Linked DNA regions of Homo sapiens: region 2 is linked to region 1. A link is an interaction called in ENCODE POLR2A ChIA-PET data of the cell type or tissue named here. Cell type or tissue: CD4-positive, alpha-beta T cell. All regions are shown on one strand. Links, peaks and the distances in the headings refer to the core of each region. The heading gives the core; the rest is flanking DNA.

Region 1 (7,713 bases), core at 3,172-5,671:
GCCTCTGTTCTGTTCCATTAGTCTATATATCTGTTTTGGTATCAGTACCATGCTGTTTTGGTTACTGTAGCCTTGTAGTATAGTTTGAAGTCAGGTAATGTGATGCCTCCAGCTTTGTTCTTTTTGCTTAGGATTGTCTTGGCAATGTGGGCTCTTTTTTAGTTTCATATGAAATTCATACTAGTTTTTTTCCAATTTTTTGAAGAAAGTCAATGGTAGCTTGATGGGGACAGCACTGAATCTATAAATTACTTTGGGCAGTATGGCCTTTTTAACGATATTGATTCTTCTTATCCATGAGCATGGAATGTTCTTCCATTTGTTTGTGTCCTCTCTTATTTCATTGAGCAGTGATTTGTAGTTCTCCTTGAAGAGGTCCTTCACATCCCTTGTAAGTTGGATTCCTAGGTATTTTATTCTTTTTGTAGCAATTGTGAATGGCTCTCTGTTTGTCTGTTATTGGTGTATACGAATGCTTGTGATTTTTGTACATTGATTTTGTATCCTGAGACTTTGCTGAAGTTGCTTATCAGCTTAAGGAGATATTGGGCTGAGATAATGGGGTTTTCTAAATATACAATCATGTCATCTGCAAACAGAGACAATTTGACTTCTTCATTTCCTAATTGAATACACTTTATTTCTTTCTCTTGTCCAATTGCCCTGGCCAGAACTTCCAATATTATGTTGAATAGGAGTGGTAAGAGAGGGCATGCTTGTCTTGTGCCGGTTTTCAAAGGGAATGCTTCCAGTTTTTCCCCATTCAGTATGATATTGGCTGTGGGTTTGTCATAAATAGCTCTTATTATTTTGAAATACGTTCCATCAATACCAAGTTTATTGAGAGTTTTTAGCCTGAAAGGCTATTGTATTTTATCGAAGGCCTTTTCTGCATCTATTGAGATAATCATGTGGTTTTTGTCATTGGTTCTGTTTATGTGATGGAGTACGTTTATTGATTTGCATATGTTTAAACAGCCTCGCATCCCAGGGATGAAGCCAACTTGATCTTGGTGGATAAGCTTTTTGATGTGCTGTTGGGTTTGGTTTGCCAGTATTTTATTGAGGATTTTCGCATGGATGTTCATCAGGAATATTGGCCTGTAATGTTCTTTTTTTTTGTTGTGTCTCTGCCAAGTTTTGGTATCAGGATGATGCTGGCCTCATAAAATGAGTTAGGGAGGATTCCCTCTTTTTCTATTGTTTGGAATCATTTCAAAAGGAATGGTACCAGCTCCTCGTTGTACCTCTGGTAGAATTCGGCTGTGAATCCGTCTGATTCTGGATTTTTTTTGGTTGGTAGATTATTAATTACTGCCTCAATTTCAGAGCCTGTTATTGGTCTATTCAGGGACTCGACTTCTTCCTGGTTTAGTCTTGAAAGGGTGTATGTGTCCAGGAATTTATCCATTTCTTCTAGATTTTCTAGTTTATTTGCACAGTGGTGTTTATAGTATTCTCTGATGGTAGCTTGTATTTCTGTGGGATCAGTGGTGATATCCCCTTTATCATTTTTTATTGCTTCTGTTTGATTCTTCTCTCTTTTCTTCTTTATTAGTCTGGCTAGCAGTCTATCTGTTTTGTTGATCTTTTCAAAAAACCAGCTTCTGGATTCATTTATTTTTTTGAAGGTGTTTTTGTGTCTTTATCTCCTTCAGTTCTGCTCTGATCTTAGCTATTTCTTGTCTTCTGCTAGCTGTTGAATTTGTTTGCCCTTGCTTCTCTAGTTATTTTAATTGTGATGTTAGGGTGTAAAGTTTAGATCGTTCCTGCTTTCTCTTGTGGGCATTTAGTGCTATAAATTTCCCTTTAAACACTGCTTTAAATGTGTCCCAGAGATTCTGGTATGTTGTGTGTTTGTTCTCATTGGTTTCAAAGTACATCTTTATTTCTGCCTTAATTTCATTATTTACCCAGTAGTCATTCAGGAGCAGGTTGTTCAGTTTCCATGTAGTTGTGTGGTTTTTAGTGAGTTTCTTAATCCTGAGTTTTAATTTGATTGCACTGTGGTCCGAGAGACTGTTACGACTTCCGTTCTTTTGCATTTGCTGAGGAGTGCTTTACTTTCAATTATGTGGTCAATTTTAGAATAAGTGTGATGTGGTGCTGAGAAGAATGTATATTCTGTTTATTTTGGGTGGAGAGTTCTGTAGATATCTATTAGGTCTATTGTTCCAGAGCTGAGTTCAAGTCCTGAATATCCTTGTTAATTTTGTCTCATTGATCTGTCTAATATTGACAGTGGAGTGTTAAAGTCTCCCATTATTATTGTGTGGGAGTCTAAGTTTCTTTGTAGGTCTCTAAGAACTTGCTTTATGAATCTGGGTGCTCCCGTATTGGGTGCATATATATTTAGCGTAGTTAGCCCTTCTTGTTGCATTGATTTCTTTACGATTGTGTAATACCCTTCATTGTCTCTTTTGATCTTTGTTGGTTTAAAGTCTGTTTTATCAGAGACTAGGACTTCAACCCCTGCTTTTTTTTGCTTTCCATTTGCTTGGTAAATATTCTTCCATCCCTTTCTTTTGAGCCTATGTGTGTCTCTGCACATGAGATGGGTCTCCTGAATACAGCACCATTGATGGATCTTGACTCTTTATCCAATTTGCCAGTCTGTGTCTTTTAATCGGGGCATTTAGCCCGTTTACATTTAAGGTTAATATTGTTATGTGTAAATTTAATTCTGTCATTATGGTGCTAGCTGGTTATTTTGCCTGTTAGTTGGTGCAGTTTCTTCATAGTGTCGATGGTCTTTACAATTTGGTATGTTTTTGCAGTGGCTGGTACCGGTTGTTCCTTTCCACATTTAGTGCTTCCTTCAGGAGCTCTTGTAAGGCAGGCCTGGTGGTGACAAAATCTCTCAGCATTTGCTTGTCTGAAAAGGATTTTACTTCTTCACTTATGAAGCTCAGTTTGGCTGGATATGAAATTCTTGGTTGAAAATTCTTCAAGAATGTTGAATATTGGCCCCCATTCTCTTCTGGCTTGTAGGGTTTCTGCTGAGAGATCCGCTGTTAGTCTGATGGTTTTCCCTTTGTGGGTAAGCCGACCTTTCTCTCTGGCTGCCTTAACATTTTTTCCTTCATGTCAACCTTGGTGAATTTGACGATTGTGTGTCTTGGGGTTGCTCTTCTGGAGGAGTATCTTTATGGTGTTCTCTGTATTACCTGAATTTGAATGTTGGCCTGCCTTGCTAGGTTGGGGAAGTTCTCCTGCATAATATCCTGAAGAGTGTGTTCCAACTTGGTTCCATTCTCCCCATCACTTTCAGGTACACCAATGAAACGTAGATTTGGTCTTTTCACATAGTCCCATATTTCTTGGAGGCTTTGTTTGTTTCTTTTCATTCTTTGAAAATACTATAGTATTAAATAATGATAATTATAACAAATCTTGTCTTCTCACTTTATTTCATTAAGTTCATCTTCAATCTGTGATATCCTTTCTTCTGCTTGATTGATTAGGCTATTGATACTTGTGTATGCTTCACGAAGTTCTGGTGCTGTGTTTTTTAGCTCCATCAGGTCATTTATGTTCTTCTATAAACTAGTTATTCTAGTTAGCAATTCATCTAACCTTTTTTCAAGGTTCTTAGCTTCCTTGCATTGGATTAGAACATGCTCCTTTAACTCGGAGGAATTTGTTATTACCCATCTTCTAAAGCCTACTTCTGTCAATTCGTCAAACCCATTCTCCGTCCAGATTTGTTCCCTTGCTGGCAAAGAGTTGTGATCCTTTGGAGGAGAATAGGCATTCTGGTTTTTGGAATTTTCAGCCTTTTTGTGCTGGTTTATCCCCATCTTCATGGATTTATCTACCTTTGGTCTTGGATGTTGGTGACCTTCGGATGGGGTTTTTGTGTGGACATCCTCTTTGTTGATGTTGATGCTATTCTTTTCTGTTTGTTAGTTTTCCTCCTAACAGTCAGGCCCCTCTGCTGCAGGTCTGCTGGAGTTTGCTGGAGGTCCACACCAGACCCTGTTTGCCTGGATATCACCAGCAGAGGCTGCAGAACAGCAGATTGCTGCCTGTTTCTTCCTCTGGAAGCTTTGTCCCAGAGGGACACCTGCCAGATGCCAGCCAGAGCTCTCCTGTATGAGGTGTCTGTCGGCCCCTACTGGGAGGTGTCTTCCAGTCAGGATACACAGGGGTCAGGGACCCACTTGAGGAGGCAGTATGACCCTTATCAGAGCTCGAACGCTGTGCTGGGAGGTCCACTGCTCTCTTCAGAGCCATCAGGCAGGGACGTTTGAGTCTGCTGAAGCTGCACCCACAGCTGCCCTTTCCCTCAGGTGCTCTGTCCCAGGGAGATGGGGGTTTTATCTGTAAGTCCCTGACTGGGGCTGCTGCCTTTTTTTCAGAGATGTGCTGCCCAGAGAGGAGGAATCTAGAGAGGCAGTCTGGCTACAGTGGCCCTGCTGAGCTGCGGTGGGCTCCACCCAGTTTGAACTTCCTGGCGGTTTTGTTTACACTGTGAGGGTAAAACCACCTACCCAAGCCTCAGCAATGGCGGATGCTCCTCCCCCGACGAAGCTTGAATGTCCCAGGTCAACTTCAGACTGCTGCGCTGGCAGCGAGAATCTCAAGCCAGTGGATCTTAGCTTGCTGGGCTCCGTGGGGGTGGGACCCTCTGAGCTAGAACACTTGGTTCCCAGGCTTCAGCCCCCTTTCCAGGGGAGTGAACGGTTCTGTCTCGCTGGCATTCCAGGTGCCTCTGGGGTATGAAAAAACAACTCCTGTAGCTAGCTCAATGTCTGCCCAAACGGCCACCCGGTTTTGTGCTTGAAATCCAGGGCCCTGGTGGCATGGGCAACTGGAGGGAATCTCCTGGTCTGCAGGTTGCAAAGACCATGTGAAAAGCACAGTATCTGGGCCAGAGTGCTCTGTTGGCCACGGCACAGTCCCTCACGGCTTCCCTTGGCTAGGGGAGGCAAATCCCCCGACCGCTTGTGCTTCCTGTGCTTCCTGGGTGAGGCTACACCCCACCCTGCTTTGGCTCGCTCTTCGTGGGCTGCACCCACTATCCAACCAGTCCCTGTGAGATGAACTGGGTACCTCAGTTGGAAATGAAGAAATCTCCTGCCTTCTGCATGATCTCACTGGGAGCTGCAGACCGGAGCTTTTCCTATTCGGCCATCTTGCCAGCACCAATTTTTTTTTCATTTTCAGTAGAGGCGAGGTTTCCCCATGTTGGCCAGGCTGGTCTTGAACTCCTGACCTCAGGTGATCCACCCGCCTCGGCCTCCCGAAGTGCTGGGATTACAGGCATGAGCCATTGCGCCTGGCCTATCATAACATTTTTAATATCATATTATAGTATTAAATAAAGATAATTACCATTATTATAACAGCGAACATCTATGCACTACTTGCTGGACACTGTGTCAAGCACTTTAAATGCATCGTAATTTCTGGCATATTAATTTATTAATCATATTAAGTCTTCAAGTTCCTTAACCTCAGGGTATGGGAGGTAAGAGAGCAGTAAGGTTCATAGTTTTTCTTTTTCTTTCTATTTATTTATTTATTTATTTATTTTTGAGATGGAGTTTCACTCTTGTCTCCCAGGCTGGAGTGCGATGGTGCGATCTCAGCTCACTGCAAACTTCGCCTCCCGGGTTCAAGCAATTCTCCTGCCTCAGCCTCCTGAATAGCTGGGATTACAGGCATGTGCTACCACGCTCAGCTAATTTTGTATTTTTAGTAGAGATGGGGTTTCTCCATGTTGGTCAGGCTGGTCTCGAATTCCTGACCTCAGGTGATCCTCCCGCCCTGACCTCCCAAAGTGCTGGGATTACCAGTGTAAGCCACCGCATCCAGCCTATTTATTTGTTTTTTGAGAGTGAGTCTCATTCTGTAACCAGGCTAGAGTGCAGTGGTGTGATCTCGACTCACTGCAACCTCCACCTCCTGGGCTCAAGCGATTCTCCTGACTCAGCTTCCCAAGTAGCTAGGATTACAGCATGTGCCACCATGCCCAGCTAATTTTTGTATTTTTAGTAGAGACAGGGTTTCACCATGTTGGCCTGGCTGGTCTTGAATTCCTGACCTCAAGTGATCCACCTGTCTCGGCCTCTCAAAGTGTTGGGATTACACGTATGAGCCACCATGCCCGGCCAGGTTCGTAGTTTTTAAAGTTTGGAAGATACGAGTTCCCATCCCAGCTTCAATCTATGCGAATTTAAACAAGTTTCCCATTTCTCTTGCTCAAAAAAATGGTTGTTGGGCTTTTTTTGTTTTTTAACCAAAGTGATAACATGATATCCAGAAAAGTAGAAAGAAGAAAACAATAAATTACCTCCATATCCCACCATTTAGAAATAAAATTAAAATTTGTGAGCATGCTTATAGATATTTCCAAGTGGATTTGTATGTTAGAATGATACATAAATAAATTCAAAACTAATAACCTAGGATTATATTCTATATTCTGTTGTTTAAAAGTGAAAAAAGAGGTCCTGACGCAGTGGCACACACACCTGTAATCCCAGCAGTTTGGGAGGCCGAGACAGGTGGATCAGGAGTTCGAAACCAGCCTGGCCAACATGGCAAAACTCCAACTCTACTAAATTACAAAAATTAGCCAGGCGTGGTGGCATGCTCCCATAATTCCAGCTACTCGGGAGGTTGTGGCAGCAGAAATACTTGAGCCTGGGAGGTGGAGGTGGCAGTGAGCCGAGAATGCACCACTACACTCCAGCCTGGGCGACAGAGCAAGACTCCGTCTCAAAAAAAGAAAAAAAAAAGTGAAAAAAGGATTGCTGAGATTCAGGTAATGTTTCTTTACCATGAGAGATATTGGGATATTGGCTACTCTTTTAAACCCTTTAAGCAGGGCCCCACCCTGGGTCCAGCAGGCTATATATTAACCTACACAGGCAGTTTGATTGGCTTCACACAGTTAATTTAAAGAAATAGAAACTAGGCTGAGCGTGGTGGCTCATGCCTGTAATCCCAGCACTTTGGGAGGCTGAGGTGGGTGTATCACGAAGTCAGGAGATCGAGACCATCCTGGCTAACACGGTGAAACCCCGTCTCTACTAAAAATACAAAAAATTAGCCGTCTAATTTAGTCTCGCTCTGTTGCCCAGGCTGGAGTGCAGTGGTGCGATCTCGGCTCAGTGCAAGCTCTGCCTTCCGGGTTCACGCCATTCTCCTGCCTCAGCCTCCTGAGTAGCTGGGACTACAGGCGCCCGCCACCACGCCTGGCTAATTTTTTGTATTTTTAGTAGAGACGGGGTTTCACGGTGTTAGCCAGGATGGTCTCGATCTCCTGACCTCGTGATCCACCCGCGTCGGCCTCCCAAAGTGCTGGGATTACAGGCGTGAGCCACCAAACCCGGCCACATTGCACTGCTCTTTAGAGAAAAATCTGATTTTTTAAAAAACCCTGAGAGGTGACTGGATTTTTCTTTCTGAATATTTAAAGAATTTTTTTTTTTGCCTTCAACTTTAACAGGCATACGCCTAAATATCTTTTTTCAACCAATATTGTTGGAAAACAATGCATCTTCTTGAGTGAAAAACAGAATCACTTTGGAGAGATTTTCCTGTATTACATTTCTAGATAATTTCCCTAGTTAATTGTTGTAACTCTTATTTCCAGGACAGTAGTAGTTGTTATGTTAGGTGGTTTTTATCATCTATTCTTTACATGTCTTAAATTCCTTATCCTTTCTTTCTATTTTCATTATGATTATACCAAGCCTTCCT
Region 2 (7,713 bases), core at 2,990-5,489, 52 kb before region 1:
ACAGAAAATGAGAGAGAAGGGGGGAAAGAAAAAGAAGAAAGGAGCCAGAGGAGAGAAGCTGGTTAGCATTGAATGGAGCAATCTGTGTCATCGTACTTGGGAAACCCAAGGATGGATTCTTGGCAAGTCGACTCTTGGAGCTTTCCCTGTGCTTGGTCCTGTGCTCAGACATGGGAAAATTAGAGGAGTGTCATCTGTGCAATCACTGAATTCATAATCTTGGTGAGGAAAGGAGACTACACACAGGGAATAATGCTAAGTATTACAGATTTCAGGGCAGAAAGAGATCAAGGTGGGCTGCAATATTCAGAAAAGTCTTCCTGGAAAAGTTGAATACTTAGAAAGCAGCTCCTAGAAGTAGACTCTGCTGAGATGGACGGAGTCCTTTGTAGGTCCCAACTGGGTGTGTGTGTGGGGTCTGTCTCTCCATGGCTGACAGTGCACATGTGGATTCCAGGGCTCAGGATGCTGTTGCTGGGAGCTGTTCTACTGCTATTAGCTCTGCCCGGTCATGACCAGGAAACCACGACTCAAGGGCCCGGAGTCCTGCTTCCCCTGCCCAAGGGGGCCTGCACAGGTTGGATGGCGGGCATCCCAGGGCATCCGGGCCATAATGGGGCCCCAGGCCGTGATGGCAGAGATGGCACCCCTGGTGAGAAGGGTGAGAAAGGAGATCCAGGTAAGAATGTTTCTGGCCTCTTTCATCACAGACCTCCTACACTGATATAAACTATATGAAGGCATTCATTATTAACTAAGGCCTAGACACAGGGAGAAAGCAAAGCTTTTTTATGTTAACCATAAGCAACCTGAAGTGATTTGGGGTTGGTCTTCCAAGGATGAGTGTAGATGGTGCCTCTATAACCAAGACTTTGGCTTTGCTGCATCTGCAGCTCCTTTTCCATCCCCTTTCCCATCTTCACCCTCATCCCTATTCCCAGTACATTCATATTCTGATTCCTCTTTCTGTCTGCTTAACTTCCATTTCACCCAGTGGCATTCAACCACATTTACTGCACACCCCCTGAAAGGCTCAGTCCTGCCTTTGGGGAACTCTTGATCTAGGTAAGATGTCTAATGTGCAAGGCTCTGTTGGTGGTTACTACAAGAAAGTCTACTCTAAAAATGTCAAACTGAATGTGAACAAGTATTCAAAGTATGGAGCATAGAGAAAATATACTCACCGTGGACCTGATGAAGAATGAAGGCTTCAAGGAGGAGGCAGAGCTTCAGCTAGGCCTTGAATGATGGGTAGGCAGAATAGAGGAGGAGAGACATCCTAGATGGAGGGGGTAGAATTGCAAAACCAGGGTTGATGGTGCCAGCACATAAAGGGCTGGCAGGGTGGAGGGTCTATGATAGAGACCTATAGGAGATAAAGATAGAGTTGAAATTATGGGAGCCTCCATGTCTGTGGGAGATATAGAAGGAGGAGGTAACACCTCTCTCCTTTTGGGAGCTCTTATTGGTTTCTTGATCTATAAGTCAAGAAGGTTGTGAGTGGGAGCCACAGGGATGGTAATTTAGGCTGTAACCAACCTAGGCAGGAGTTCTGTTCTTTGTAGTCACTGAGGTCTTCTCATTCCTTAGGTCTTATTGGTCCTAAGGGAGACATCGGTGAAACCGGAGTACCCGGGGCTGAAGGTCCCCGAGGCTTTCCGGGAATCCAAGGCAGGAAAGGAGAACCTGGAGAAGGTGCCTATGTATACCGCTCAGCATTCAGTGTGGGATTGGAGACTTACGTTACTATCCCCAACATGCCCATTCGCTTTACCAAGATCTTCTACAATCAGCAAAACCACTATGATGGCTCCACTGGTAAATTCCACTGCAACATTCCTGGGCTGTACTACTTTGCCTACCACATCACAGTCTATATGAAGGATGTGAAGGTCAGCCTCTTCAAGAAGGACAAGGCTATGCTCTTCACCTATGATCAGTACCAGGAAAATAATGTGGACCAGGCCTCCGGCTCTGTGCTCCTGCATCTGGAGGTGGGCGACCAAGTCTGGCTCCAGGTGTATGGGGAAGGAGAGCGTAATGGACTCTATGCTGATAATGACAATGACTCCACCTTCACAGGCTTTCTTCTCTACCATGACACCAACTGATCACCACTAACTCAGAGCCTCCTCCAGGCCAAACAGCCCCAAAGTCAATTAAAGGCTTTCAGTACGGTTAGGAAGTTGATTATTATTTAGTTGGAGGCCTTTAGATATTATTCATTCATTTACTCATTCATTTATTCATTCATTCATCGAGTAACTTTAAAAAAATCATATGCTATGTTCCCAGTCCTGGGGAGCTTCACAAACATGACCAGATAACTGACTAGAAAGAAGTAGTTGACAGTGCTATTTTGTGCCCACTGTCTCTCCTGATGCTCATATCAATCCTATAAGGCACAGGGAACAAGCATTCTCCTGTTTTTACAGATTGTATCCTGAGGCTGAGAGAGTTAAGTGAATGTCTAAGGTCACACAGTATTAAGTGACAGTGCTAGAAATCAAACCCAGAGCTGTGGACTTTGTTCACTAGACTGTGCCCTTTTATAGAGGTACATGTTCTCTTTGGAGTGTTGGTAGGTGTCTGTTTCCCACCTCACCTGAGAGCCATTGAATTTGCCTTCCTCATGAATTAAAACCTCCCCCAAGCAGAGCTTCCTCAGAGAAAGTGGTTCTATGATGACGTCCTGTCTTGGAAGGACTACTACTCAATGGCCCCTGCACTACTCTACTTCCTCTTACCTATGTCCCTTCTCATGCCTTTCCCTCCAACGGGGAAAGCCAACTCCATCTCTAAGTGCCGAACTCATCCCTGTTCCTCAAGGCCACCTGGCCAGGAGCTTCTCTGATGTGATATCCACTTTTTTTTTTTTTGAGATGGAGTCTCACTCTGTCACCCAGGCTGGAGTACAGTGACACGACCTCGGCTCACTGCAGCCTCCTTCTCCTGGGTCCAAGCAATTATTGTGCCTCAGCCTCCCGAGTAGCTGAGACTTCAGGTGCATTCCACCACACATGGCTAATTTTTGTATTTTTAGTAGAAATGGGGTTTCGTCATGTTGGCCAGGCTGGTCTCGAACTCCTGGCCTAGGTGATCCACCCGCCTCGACCTCCCAAAGTGCTGGGATTACAGGCATGAGCCACCATGCCCAGTCGATATCTCACTTTTTATTTTGCCATGGATGAGAGTCCTGGGTGTGAGGAACACCTCCCACCAGGCTAGAGGCAACTGCCCAGGAAGGACTGTGCTTCCGTCACCTCTAAATCCCTTGCAGATCCTTGATAAATGCCTCATGAAGACCAATCTCTTGAATCCCATATCTACCCAGAATTAACTCCATTCCAGTCTCTGCATGTAATCAGTTTTATCCACAGAAACATTTTCATTTTAGGAAATCCCTGGTTTTAAGTATCAATCCTTGTTCAGCTGGACAATATGAATCTTTTCCACTGAAGTTAGGGATGACTGTGATTTTCAGAACACGTCCAGAATTTTTCATCAAGAAGGTAGCTTGAGCCTGAAATGCAAAACCCATGGAGGAATTCTGAAGCCATTGTCTCCTTGAGTACCAACAGGGTCAGGGAAGACTGGGCCTCCTGAATTTATTATTGTTCTTTAAGAATTACAGGTTGAGGTAGTTGATGGTGGTAAACATTCTCTCAGGAGACAATAACTCCAGTGATGTTCTTCAAAGATTTTAGCAAAAACAGAGTAAATAGCATTCTCTATCAATATATAAATTTAAAAAACTATCTTTTTGCTTACAGTTTTAAATTCTGAACAATTCTCTCTTATATGTGTATTGCTAATCATTAAGGTATTATTTTTTCCACATATAAAGCTTTGTCTTTTTGTTGTTGTTGTTGTTTTTAAGATGGAGTTTCCCTCTGTTGCCAGGCTAGAGTGCAGTGGCATGATCTCGGCTTACTGCAACCTTTGCCTCCCAGGTTCAAGCGATTCTTCTGCCTCAGCCTCCCGAGTAGCTGGGACCACAGGTGCCTACCACCATGCCAGGCTAATTTTTGTATTTTTAGTAAAGACAGGGTTTCACCATATTGGCCAGGCTGGTCTCGAACTCCTGACCTTGTGATCTGCCCGCCTCCATTTTTGTTGTTATTTTTTGAGAAAGATAGATATGAGGTTTAGAGAGGGATGAAGAGGTGAGAGTAAGCCTTGTGTTAGTCAGAACTCTGTGTTGTGAATGTCATTCACAACAGAAAACCCAAAATATTATGCAAACTACTGTAAGCAAGAAAAATAAAGGAAAAATGGAAACATTTATTCCTTTGCATAATAGAAATTACCAGAGTTGTTCTGTCTTTAGATAAGGTTTGAACCAAAGCTCAAAACAATCAAGACCCTTTTCTGTATGTCCTTCTGTTCTGCCTTCCGCAGTGTAGGCTTTACCCTCAGGTGCTACACAGTATAGTTCTAGGGTTTCCCTCCCGATATCAAAAAGACTGTGGCCTGCCCAGCTCTCGTATCCCCAAGCCACACCATCTGGCTAAATGGACATCATGTTTTCTGGTGATGCCCAAAGAGGAGAGAGGAAGCTCTCTTTCCCAGATGCCCCAGCAAGTGTAACCTTGCATCTCATTGCTCTGGCTGAGTTGTGTGCCTGTTTCTGACCAATCACTGAGTCAGGAGGATGAAATATTCATATTGACTTAATTGCAGCTTAAGTTAGGGGTATGTAGAGGTATTTTCCCTAAAGCAAAATTGGGACACTGTTATCAGAAATAGGAGAGTGGATGATAGATGCAAAATAATACCTGTCCACAACAAACTCTTAATGCTGTGTTTGAGCTTTCATGAGTTTCCCAGAGAGACATAGCTGGAAAATTCCTATTGATTTTCTCTAAAATTTCAACAAGTAGCTAAAGTCTGGCTATGCTCACAGTCTCACATCTGGTTGGGGTGGGCTCCTTACAGAACACGCTTTCACAGTTACCCTAAACTCTCTGGGGCAGGGTTATTCCTTTGTGGAACCAGAGGCACAGAGAGAGTCAACTGAGGCCAAAAGAGGCCTGAGAGAAACTGAGGTCAAGATTTCAGGATTAATGGTCCTGTGATGCTTTGAAGTACAATTGTGGATTTGTCCAATTCTCTTTAGTTCTGTCAGCTTTTGCTTCATATATTTTAGCGCTCTATTATTAGATATATACATGTTTAGTATTATGTCTTATTGGTGCATTTACTCTCTTATCATTATGTAATGTCCTTCTTTATCTGTGATAATTTTCTGTGTTCTGAAGTCTACTTTGTCTAAAAATAACATACGCACTCAACTTCCTTTTCTTTCTTCCTTCCTTTCTTTCTTCCTTCCTTTCTTTCTCTCTCTCTCTCTTTCCTTCCTTCCTTCCTCCTTTTCTTTCTCTCTCTCTCTCTCTCTCTTTTTTTGACAGACTCTCGTTCTGTGGCCCTGGCTGGAGTTCAGTGGTGTGATCTTGGCTCACTGCTACCTCTACCATGAGCAATTCTCCTGCCTCAGCCTCCCAAGTAGCTGGAACTACAGGCTCATGCCACTGCGCCCAGCTAATTTTTGTATTTTTCGTAGAGACGGGGTTTCACCACATTCGTCAGGTTGGTTTCAAACTCCTGACTTTGTGATCCACCCGCCTCGGCCTCCCAAAGTGCTGGGATTACAGGCATGAGCCATCACACCTGGTCAACTTTCTTTTGATTAGTGTTTTTGTGGTATATCTTTTTCCATCATGTTACTTTAAATATATCTATATTATTGTATTTAAAATGTGTTTCTTACAGACTGCATGTAGTTGGGTATAATTTTTATCCAGTCTAAAAATATCTGTCTTTTAATTGGTGTTTAGACAATTTATATTTAATAAAATTGTTGAATTTAAGATGGATGACTGTTTTATTTGTTTGCTGTTCACCACTTCTGTTTTATTCTCTTTCCAGAATTCTTTTGGATTGTTTAAATATTTCATAATATTTTATCTTAATTTATTTATTGGGTATTTGCCTATATCTCTTTGTGGTATTTTTTAGTGGTTGCTTGAGGGATTACAATGTACTTAACTTTTCACAGTGTGCATAAAGTTAATATTTTGCCACTTGCAGTAAACCGTAGAAGGCTTATAATCATATTAGTACCTCTATCCACTTTCTTTTATGTTGTAGTTGTCATATATATTACATCTATATACACTGAAACATTATAGGCAATGTTATGATTTTTGCATTCGTCAGTCATATATATATTTTAAAGAATTTAAGAGGAGAAAAATACATATTCAGATATTCATCATTTCCTTTGTTCTTTATTAATTTCTAATGTTCTGTGTTTCTCTCTGGTGTAATTTCTCCTCAACCTGAAAAACTTTATTGAGCATTTATTTTAAAGCAAGTCTGTTGATGATGAATTCTCTTAGTTTTTCTTCATCTGAGAATGCCTTCATCTTTTCTACATTCCTGAAATATATTTTTACTGGATATAGAATTCTCAGTTGACAGTTCTTTCTTCTAGCATTTTATTTTATTTAGTTTATTTTTTTCAGTGCATTAAAGATGTTTCTGTCTTCTGGGACCCATGGTGTGTGTGTATATATATATATATTTTTTTTTCTCTTTATCTCAAAGGCTCTATGGTTTCAGATGAGAAACCTGCAGTCATAGTTTTCCCTTATGTGTAATTTATAATTTTTTCTTCCAGCTGCTTTCAAGATGCTTTCTTTACCTCTGATTTTCAATAGTTTGATTATGATGTGTCTGGGTGTTTTCAACTTTCACCCATTTTAGGGTTCATTAAACTTCTTGAATCTATAAATATAGGTCTTTCAGCAAATTTAGGACATTTTCTGCAGACATTTTTTATTTTTATTTTTGAGATTTGAGTGTTGCTATGTTGCCCAGGCTGGTCTCAAACTTCTGGGCTCAAGTAATCCTCCTGCCTTGGCTTCCCAAAGTGCTGAGATTATAGGTCTGAGCCACTGGATTTTCTCACCCTCAGAACTGTGAGCCAACAAATTTCTGTTCTTTATAAATTGCCCAGTCTGTGGTATTCTGCTATAGCAGCACAAAATGGGCTAAGATACTGGGCCGACCAGATTCCTCCAGGAATACGAATTAGGATGGATGTAAAACATGCAGATTCAGGACTCATGGGTCCTTCTGCCCTGCAGTGTAGAACAAGAAGAGGCCCAGCTGTGAGAAAGGTAGAGGCTTTGAGAGAAACAGAATTGAAAGTCAGAGAGAGAGAGAGAGAGAGAGAGATCTTGGATGCTTTCTACTTTTTGGTTCAGTCCTTCCTGAGATTTAACTATATCCCAACCCACGGGGGCCGTAAGACACCAGTTCCTGTATTTTTATGCCATCTCTCCTTTTAATGTGAGTTAGCTTGTATTTATTTTATGTACATCTAGAAAGTACACAGGGGGCTGAGCGCAGTGGCTCATGCCTGTAATCCCAGCACTTTGGGAGACCAAGGTGGGCAGATCACTTGAGGTCAGGAGTTCGAGACCTGCCTGACCAACATGGTGAAACTAAAAATACAAAAATCAGCTGGTTGTGGTGGCGTGCACCTGTAATCCCAGCTACTTGAGAGGCTGAGGCAGGAGAATCACTTGACCTGGGAGACAGAAGTTGCAGTGAGCCAAGATAGTGCCACTGCACTTCGGCCTGGGCAACAGAGAAAGACTCTGCCTCAAAAAAACAAGTAAATAAAAATAAAAAGTACACAGGGTT

The links. ChIA-PET counts read pairs that join two places held together with the same protein. Peaks named below come from ENCODE experiments on the same cell type or tissue, not always from the same donor. Only the 100,000 strongest peaks of a DNase experiment are listed, where the experiment ranks them.
Region 2: POLR2A ChIA-PET joins it to region 1 with 6 read pairs; 8 of 35 experiments call an interaction of 5 or more read pairs at or near these places.

Annotation. Positions count from the first base shown.
Region 1 is chr3:186,904,862-186,912,574 of GRCh38, forward strand. No RefSeq gene overlaps it. Among named protein-coding and RNA genes, the nearest start is that of ST6GAL1, 22 kb to the right of the region's middle. RefSeq lists enhancers at 4,072-4,767, 4,530-4,629, 4,700-4,749, 4,768-5,462. In CD4-positive, alpha-beta T cell, for the core only: no CTCF peak of the experiment used is centred there; DNase peaks (open chromatin) are centred at 4,470 and 4,840; H3K4me3 peaks cover 799 bases; H3K27ac peaks cover 1,436 bases.
Region 2 is chr3:186,852,594-186,860,306 of GRCh38, forward strand. ADIPOQ (adiponectin, C1Q and collagen domain containing) reads left to right here. Exons shown (of 3, transcript NM_004797.4): 2 at 458-679; 3 at 1,591-5,870. The coding sequence starts at 466. The coding sequence ends at 2,111. ADIPOQ-AS1 (ADIPOQ antisense RNA 1) reads right to left here. Exons shown (of 4, transcript NR_046662.2): 2 at 1,540-3,523; 3 at 1,185-1,279; 4 at 1-649. Among named protein-coding and RNA genes, the nearest start is that of ADIPOQ-AS1, 4.9 kb to the right of the region's middle. RefSeq lists an enhancer at 1-457. In CD4-positive, alpha-beta T cell, for the core only: no CTCF peak of the experiment used is centred there; no DNase peak of the experiment used is centred there.